Regions from separate parts of the Mus musculus genome. Here all the other regions are linked to region 1. Evidence: chromatin loops called from intact Hi-C (ENCODE). Cell type or tissue: heart. All regions are shown on one strand. Region 1 has its middle 160 kb from the start of Cdyl. Region 2 has its middle 100 kb from the start of Gm22674. Region 3 has its middle 92 kb from the start of Gm22674.

What was found. Peaks named below come from ENCODE experiments on the same cell type or tissue, not always from the same donor. Only the 100,000 strongest peaks of a DNase experiment are listed, where the experiment ranks them.
Region 2: a loop joins it to region 1, with 2.0 times the contacts of the local background. A loop is called at or near these places in 2 of 42 quality-filtered maps.
Region 3: a loop joins it to region 1, with 1.8 times the contacts of the local background. A loop is called at or near these places in 2 of 42 quality-filtered maps.

The regions. Positions count from the first base shown.
Region 1 is chr13:35,502,722-35,505,221 of GRCm38, forward strand. No RefSeq gene overlaps it. Among named protein-coding and RNA genes, the nearest start is that of Cdyl, 160 kb to the right of the region's middle. In heart, no CTCF peak of the experiment used is centred here; a DNase peak (open chromatin) is centred at 1,030.
Region 2 is chr13:35,394,561-35,397,060 of GRCm38, forward strand. No RefSeq gene overlaps it. Among named protein-coding and RNA genes, the nearest start is that of Gm22674, 100 kb to the left of the region's middle. In heart, no CTCF peak of the experiment used is centred here; a DNase peak (open chromatin) is centred at 1,311; H3K27ac peaks cover 785 bases.
Region 3 is chr13:35,383,913-35,386,412 of GRCm38, forward strand. No RefSeq gene overlaps it. Among named protein-coding and RNA genes, the nearest start is that of Gm22674, 92 kb to the left of the region's middle. In heart, no CTCF peak of the experiment used is centred here; no DNase peak of the experiment used is centred here; H3K4me3 peaks cover 285 bases; H3K27ac peaks cover 812 bases.

The DNA.
Region 1 (2,500 bases):
ACAACAACATGTATGTGGTGTGTGTGTGTGTGTGTGTGTGTGTGTGTGTGTGTGGTGTCTCACATGTTTTCCCTGATTCTAACATGTTCTTCACAAACACAGTTCAGAGGAAGGAGCTCTGGCTGAAGGCTATGGTGACCTATACTTACACTGCAATTGACTTGCTATATGGCCTTAGTAAAGATGTTTCCCTGCTTTAAGTCTCGTTCTTTTCAACTGAGGTGACATCACAAACACTCTCATGATGCCAAAATGAGCTGATGAATTGCAATGTGGTGTTTTGAGGTGCTGAGTGCCTCGTAGATTATTCATAAAGGCTGTATTCATAATGGTTATCAGCCCCTATGGATATGTGGGGGTATATGCTCCCTGGGGAGAGAGTAAACTTTGAATGCAATTGTAACGGAGTGCCCCTGTGTTCTAGTGTCATTTCTGATGGTAAACAATGCCAACACAGTAACAAATTGCCAGAGAGTTTTTCATTAGTCATCAGAGTGTAAAAGATTTGATAAATAACGAGAAAATGTTGGCTCTTTTGAGGTGGGAAATCCATGTTATTGACAAGAGCAAATTACATTTCTTTGAAAAGGGTGGGGTCACGGGTTTTAGAGTATTTGCCTTGCTGCTGGGATAAATGAACAGCCGCCCCCCTCCCCCGGGAGCTCGTAAAAACTGTCCCCAGCCAGCCCCAGCCCAGCCCCCACCCTCACTTTGTTCAATCATTTGTGTGACAAGGCTGAGTAGCAGCCTGGCGTGGGCCCTGAAGACAGAGAAAGAGGAGAGAGACTCAGTGTTCGCAGAATTTGGGGAGCCGGAAATACAACGGCAGCGGTAACATTGCTTTGAGGAGGTATGCCAGGGAGTCTGGGGTGTTATGGTACCCTCTGTTCTCGTCCAGTCTTCGATTCCCAGCAGCTGCCCACTGCTCTTCAGCTCTGGCGCCGAGCCGGCACATGCCTCCCTCCAGAGCCGCTGCCAGCCTCACTCCTCCACCAGCAGCTGTTGGCCCAGCCCCGGTAGGGCAGCATGACCGCTGGCACCAGTGTGAGCAGGGCACATCTGCAGAGCGTCCCCTGCCCTTGGCTTCATGCCTATGGCTTTATGCCCTACTATGCAAGAGGTTCCCAGCTGGTGCCACTTGACAGGACCCCCTTCTTCACCATGGAGGCTGCAGTGGGTTAGCTTTTTCACCCCTGAGATGTTCCACTCTGCTGTGAGCAACGTGGCGTTTTCCAGACACATGTTCATCTTTAACATTTATTTCCAGACTTAGGGGGTGTTGTTAAAATTCCACTGGTGACCTTTGTAGAGTGTAAATGAGTTAGCCCACGGGTGTTAGGAGGAAATGGTATTTTAAAAACCAAAGCACCAAACACACGAGGATATTATGCTAAGTGAAATGAGCCAGTCACAGAACAACAAATATGGTTATGATCCACTTACACGAGGTATCTAGATTAAGTCAAATTCCCAGAGGCAGAATGTAAAATGGGGACTGCTGCCAATGGGAAGAAGGGACACTGTGGAGGAAGGACACTGGAGAGGAGGGACACTGGGAAAGAGGGACAGGGAGAGTTAGGAATGAATGGGACAAGAGCCTGGTTCTATAAGACAAAGCCACGTTGGAGGTAGGCAGTAAGCTCTATGTTATGAACATAAATGCTACAATTAACTTTTTCAAGAAAATGTAAGGGTCAAAGACATGTCGCAAAGTGTAAAGATGCTTGCTACCAAGCCTGACGACCTGAGTTTGCTCCCTAGGACATACATGATGGAAAGAAAGAACTGACTTCCAAAAGCTGTTCTCTGACCTCAAATGTCCATGAAGAACACACCAATATATATATTTGAAAGAAATGTTTAAACAGAATACCAAATACAGAAGCCACAATATTCATGGTGTGACAATCACAAGAAGGATTAGAATTCAAGGGCCATTAAACTAATAATTTTAAAAACTCCTTCAAATAGAAACACATATTTTCTAAATTAAATCTTGGTTTTACCGGTTGGAAATTTTCTCTTAGAAAATAGCTATCCCGAATTGCATTTATAAGACAGTGATAGGATCTAGAGCAATGGCTCAGTGGCTAAGAGTCCTTTGGTGCTGTTCCAAAGGTTCCCAGTATTCACACCAGGTAGCTCAGATTACCTTAACCCCAGCTCCCTGGAATCCAAGGACTGCTCACAACCTCTGTGGACACCTGCACACAAACACACATAAAGCAAATATCTAATACCATCTAATAACACTTGGCTGCAAGCATGTAAACCCTTCGTAAAAAGGAGACCAGAAATGGAAATTCAACTCATAGCACCTGTCCAAAATGTAAGAGGACGAACCTCACAGACAGATTTAAAGGCTAGACTGTCTTTTTACCTAACTGTGCCTTCCTCAGAATTGAAACCACAGCTCTTAATTCTGAGTTGACTCCTTTCCTCCCCACTTTAGCCAAAAGGGCAACCAGATTCATAAGACTCCTCAGGCTAGTGTTGAAAG
Region 2 (2,500 bases), 110 kb before region 1:
AAAAAAGGAGGAAAGAGGAGAAGTTACCCCAGCAGCTGTGATTGTTGTCGTTGTTGTGTTTGTTTTTGCTTTATGGTCTACCATGGCATGAACCGCTCTGCTTCTTAGCACTCTCCCCACCACTATGTGAAAATGTGAGTCAAAATATTCCTTCCTACCTTGCACTGCTTCTATCAGATATTTTGTCACAGTGTCATAGGAGTAACTAACACACTGTTTAGTTTAATGGCCTTTAATTTAAAGTCCATTAAATAAAATCCCAGACAAATAAAATTCAGAACCCCAGAATGGACCCACATATCCCCATGAGCACTTTCCAGGAGCCTACCCTTACCAGATATAAGATACTCAGCTTATCTGGATAGTAGATAAATGATGAATAACTGCTAATATTACCATGTCCCATGTAGCATTTGGGGCATGTTTATGTCATAAAAATTATTCCTTGTTTATCTGAAATTCAAACATAACATGAATTCCTCTGTGTTCAATTGCTAAATCTGGTAGCCACCAGTACTTGTCACATTGCAAGTTGTGAAAGATGGACAGTCTGATGCACTGCTTGCGAAGATGGCTAAGTGCTATGATACCCCAGATGGCTGGCTGGGTTGCTCTGGGGTTTGTTCAGACCTTTGTAAATGTGTCACTGCATTTAGCAGCTATTTCCGGATCTCTGGTCCAACTAGTTTAACCAGAAGAACATTTCCTGTTCCATTGCCTGGCAATCCAAAGACAAGCTGTGTACCACCACAGTGCGATCAATGCTGTGTGCTACTGAAGACACACCACACCCCTTTGGTTCACTCTGATATCCTCAGTGCTGACTCTCCACCTTGGACAGAGAACACGGTGTCAGCCACAGTATCACTTCCAGATGTAGCCACATTATTGGAATCACTTCTGAGAGGTTAGGGAAAGAACAGGACAAAGGTTTAAGAGGCATTCGAGACCACATAGCATATGTATCTCTGGATTTGTGGCCAGTGGGGAGCATGAAAAGAAATACAGATTTGGAGTCAGCAAGTGTGGCTGTCACTGGAAGGAATTGGCTCCCACGTCATCCACAGAGGAAGAACAGTGACAAATGAAAACTCAGCAACCATCAAAACTGTCTGGTAAGAAACAGTCAAAAGGAGCAGTATATTGGTGGGGGCTGTCTGCATCACAATGCTCTGAATGATGGGCTGGAAATGCTTCGTTTGCTCTTTGTATCTTTGGGACATTGCCCATTGCTCACAAACGCAGCCCATGTGAGGTCAGGGGTAGCTTGCTCCCTGGCTCACAAAGGAAAACGCTGTGGTTGGTTTATGGAAATACTTCCCTGCTGAGTCACCTCAGCAAATGAGACTTGGCTGGGATTGACCCTTACTCACCCTGTTCTGAGTCATTCCTATAAGTAGAGGACTGTTTATCCAGGAACGAAACAACATGATCAGTATAGACGCTCTCCAAATGTCATCTAAAAACAGTTCTTTGAGGAAAGCTGCCAAAGGGCTCATACCTCAACAATTTGGTGATGGCCTTAGCATTAGCAAATGAAAGGCTGAAAGGGCATTTGAGAATGGATAGAAAGAATGGAAGGGGGCAAAGCAGAAAAGCCTTTTTTTTTTTTAATTTCAAAACCAAATTTTGCTTAATGTCTATTGGTAACAAGAAAACAGGACATTGGTCCCCTGTTGTTTGATTTAGGTTTGATTCAAGCATTCAGGGCACAAGCATGCTACCTGAGTATGAATTGGGCAATGTACACAAGTCAATGGAACTTATGGCTTGCTCTGGGACCTAAGGCTGGACCTCCTTGGGTTACTCTAGAGCCTTGATAGCCTTATCATGGCCCTAATGGCCTTGGACTAGTTGACATCTTTATTAGGGCTCTCTTATTGTTATACTTCTTGGCAAAACTCATGTTCCCCTGGATCCTGCACTCTACTTCTGAAGGGTTTCATAGCTTTGTTATCAGGGTTTCTTAATGTCACTTCTGTGCCATTGTCCCGACTGTCTGCCTATGATAGAGTTCTTGGGTATAGTCATATCTACACATGACTCTCAGTTCTTGAAAGATCCTGGATCAAAAGAACTAAAGTCATTTTTAGAACAACCCACTCTTAAGATAAGGAAACAACTCCACAGAGTGTTTATCCCAGGGGGAAAGGTCTCGTGGCCTCCTCCTCTCTCAACATTCAGCCTCTGAACAGAGGATTAGGATGGCTCGGTGGGTTAAGGAACTTGCTGTGATCAAGCCACTGGACCCATATGGTGGCGACAACTGACTGCTGCATGTTATGCAAGCTATCCTCTAATTTCTACTGAGGCTCCATGGTACCTGGGCATGCTCATAAATGCATGTACACAGGTACCCAAATGCATGCACGCACGCACACGCACACGCACGCACACACACACTTTAATTCTGGAAAAAAAGAATAAGAATTCTAGCTCATGAACTTTGATGGATACCCTCAGACCCATAGCAAACTATTTGAAGAAGCCAATGAGCTGC
Region 3 (2,500 bases), 120 kb before region 1:
CTCAGGGTGCTTTGTTTGCTACCATCAGAAAATGCCACAGACCAGACAGCTTAACTAATCTACAGTCCGAGGAGGCTGGCACGCTGGTCAAGATGGCAACAGATTTGATGTCGGGGGAGGGTCTCTTGCTGACAGAATATCTTGCTATTTCACATGGCAGAGGGAGAGGGAAAGGGTGAGAGGGCAAGCAAGCATTTTTTTTTTAAATCACTGGCTCTTTTTTTGCTGTATATACTTCAGGAACACAAAATGCTTTATTTAATATGTTCATCCTGAGTGGATTAATACAGTCAAGAAGATCAACGTATTGGACACCCCTTCCCTCATTCTCCTTTTCCCTGACTCTGTGGCGAGCATGATCTCTTTTGCTCTGTAATATACATGCCCACCAGAAGAGCCGCTTCAACAAGGGCTTCACAACACTAGAGCAACCCACTTTTATCAATAGAGAAGCTTTTATCTTATGGAGAAGCTTTTTCTCTATAAGCTGACAACATTGAACATTTGTTACAGGGACAAGCAAACCAACGCAGCATCAAGTGAGGTCCTGCAGTACTTTTTATGTATAGCTAACTTCTCTTAGTTTCATGTCATCCAAATCCATCCACAATACAACGGATGGAATTTTCTTCCTTTTGGAGACTGGGTGAAACTCCATTGTGTGAGGCTTAAGAGATGCGTCAACTGTTAAGAGCACTTGTAGGGATCAGGGTGGGGTTCGTAGAACTCACAGTCATCCAGTTTCTCTTCTGACTTCCTTATATATGTAAACTAAAACTAAGCAACTATTTTAAAAGATTCCACTGTGTGTGAATATCGTAACTTCTTTCTTTGCTTGTCTTTACTGGACACTCAGGTTGAGTCTACTCTGTCGCTGCTGTAGATCTCTAAGACAATGATTCCATTTCCATTGGGCAGTACTCCAAAGAGGATGTTTTGGATAATGACCTACTTTTACTGTCTATGTTAATTTACATCTGAAGGGTGCCAAGAAACCCCCTTCTCGTCTTCAGCAATATTATATCACATGGCTGTTTACAACAGCCAGTCTACCAGGAGACTGCACTGTGACTTTTCCTCGTCTACCCCTGTCAATGGGTGATGCCAAGCTCACACACTGTTCACCACTTCCATGTCTATGGTCATTTTCTCAGTTGGTTTTCCCCTTTTGGGGGTGGGGGGGCTTCAGGCTTGACTTTGTTTTCATTTGCCATTGAATTATACGAGTTCCTTATATGTTTCAGATATTAACCCCATATCATATCTGTGGATTTTGAATTTTTTTTTCTCTCAGGCTGCCTGTCCATCTCATTAATTGGTTCCTTTGACCAGCAGAATCTTCTAGGCATGTAATCTTTTTGTTTTGTTTCTTTTTAATCTTATTGCCAAAACTTTTAGCATTACCCATATATGTATATATTGTATACATACATATATATTGTATCAGAAACAATGCCAAGGAGCTTTCTTCCAGAACTTTTATGATCCCATACCTTTTAATCCATTTCCAGTTGGTTTGGAACATGGTGTGAATCCAGTTTTCACACACAATCATCCTAGCACATTTGCTGAACAATCTGTTTCTCCTTGAATGGTCTTAGTGTTTCCATTTCGTTATAAGGACACCATTCCCATAAGACTGAGGTCCTGTTCTTACAACTTCATCTAACCTTGTGTCTCAGAGACCTACCTCCAAATACTACCATATTACGTTCATAACTTCAACATGTAAATTTGTGAGGACAGAAGCATTTGTTTCACATCTGGCATATGACATCTCCTCCTGGCTAGGGGCTTATGTTCCACTGAGGGGCTACCAGCTGTGCAGCAAGAATAATCTTTCCTGATGGGCACATTTGTGTCACTCAAGTGCTAGATAGACATACTTTCTTGACTTGGGGGGTTTCTTAGGCTTTATCTCCAGGTCTCTGCTTTGAAGTATGTGTTTCTCGTCTGGTTTCCATGGTTTCTGTCTGGCTAGTCTCTCTCTCTCTCTCTCTCTCTCTCTCTCTCTCTCTCTCTCTCTCTCTCTGCCCTCCCCTTTTATAAGGACAGTATATTCAGCATATCATTGGATGCTGTTCTTTATAAGATCCCATATCTTTGGTGGACCATTGTGCAGCCAGAGCATAGTTTGTGTGTCTCCATGCTGTGTCATCACCAATTTGGTTGGTGACTCTGATAACTAGGGAGCTGGGACCTGCAGGGATTAGAACACAGTGATTTGATGGTGACAGACAGGCTGTGAAATAGGAAAAGATGTGGTTTTTGCCTTAGATCAGTAAAGAAGTAAAAGCAGTACAGGAAGATATAGGAAAATCTATGACATAATTTCTATAAGGGAATTTATGTCAAATAAAGCACATTTTACAGGATGTCTCCCTTAGGCAAAGCCCAAGGATGCCCAGAAACTTGAATGCCCTCCTAACAGGGAGGTGATCCATGCTACCATTATATTCAAGAGGAGGAGAGGAGAATGGAGGAAAGCCACTCTTCTCCT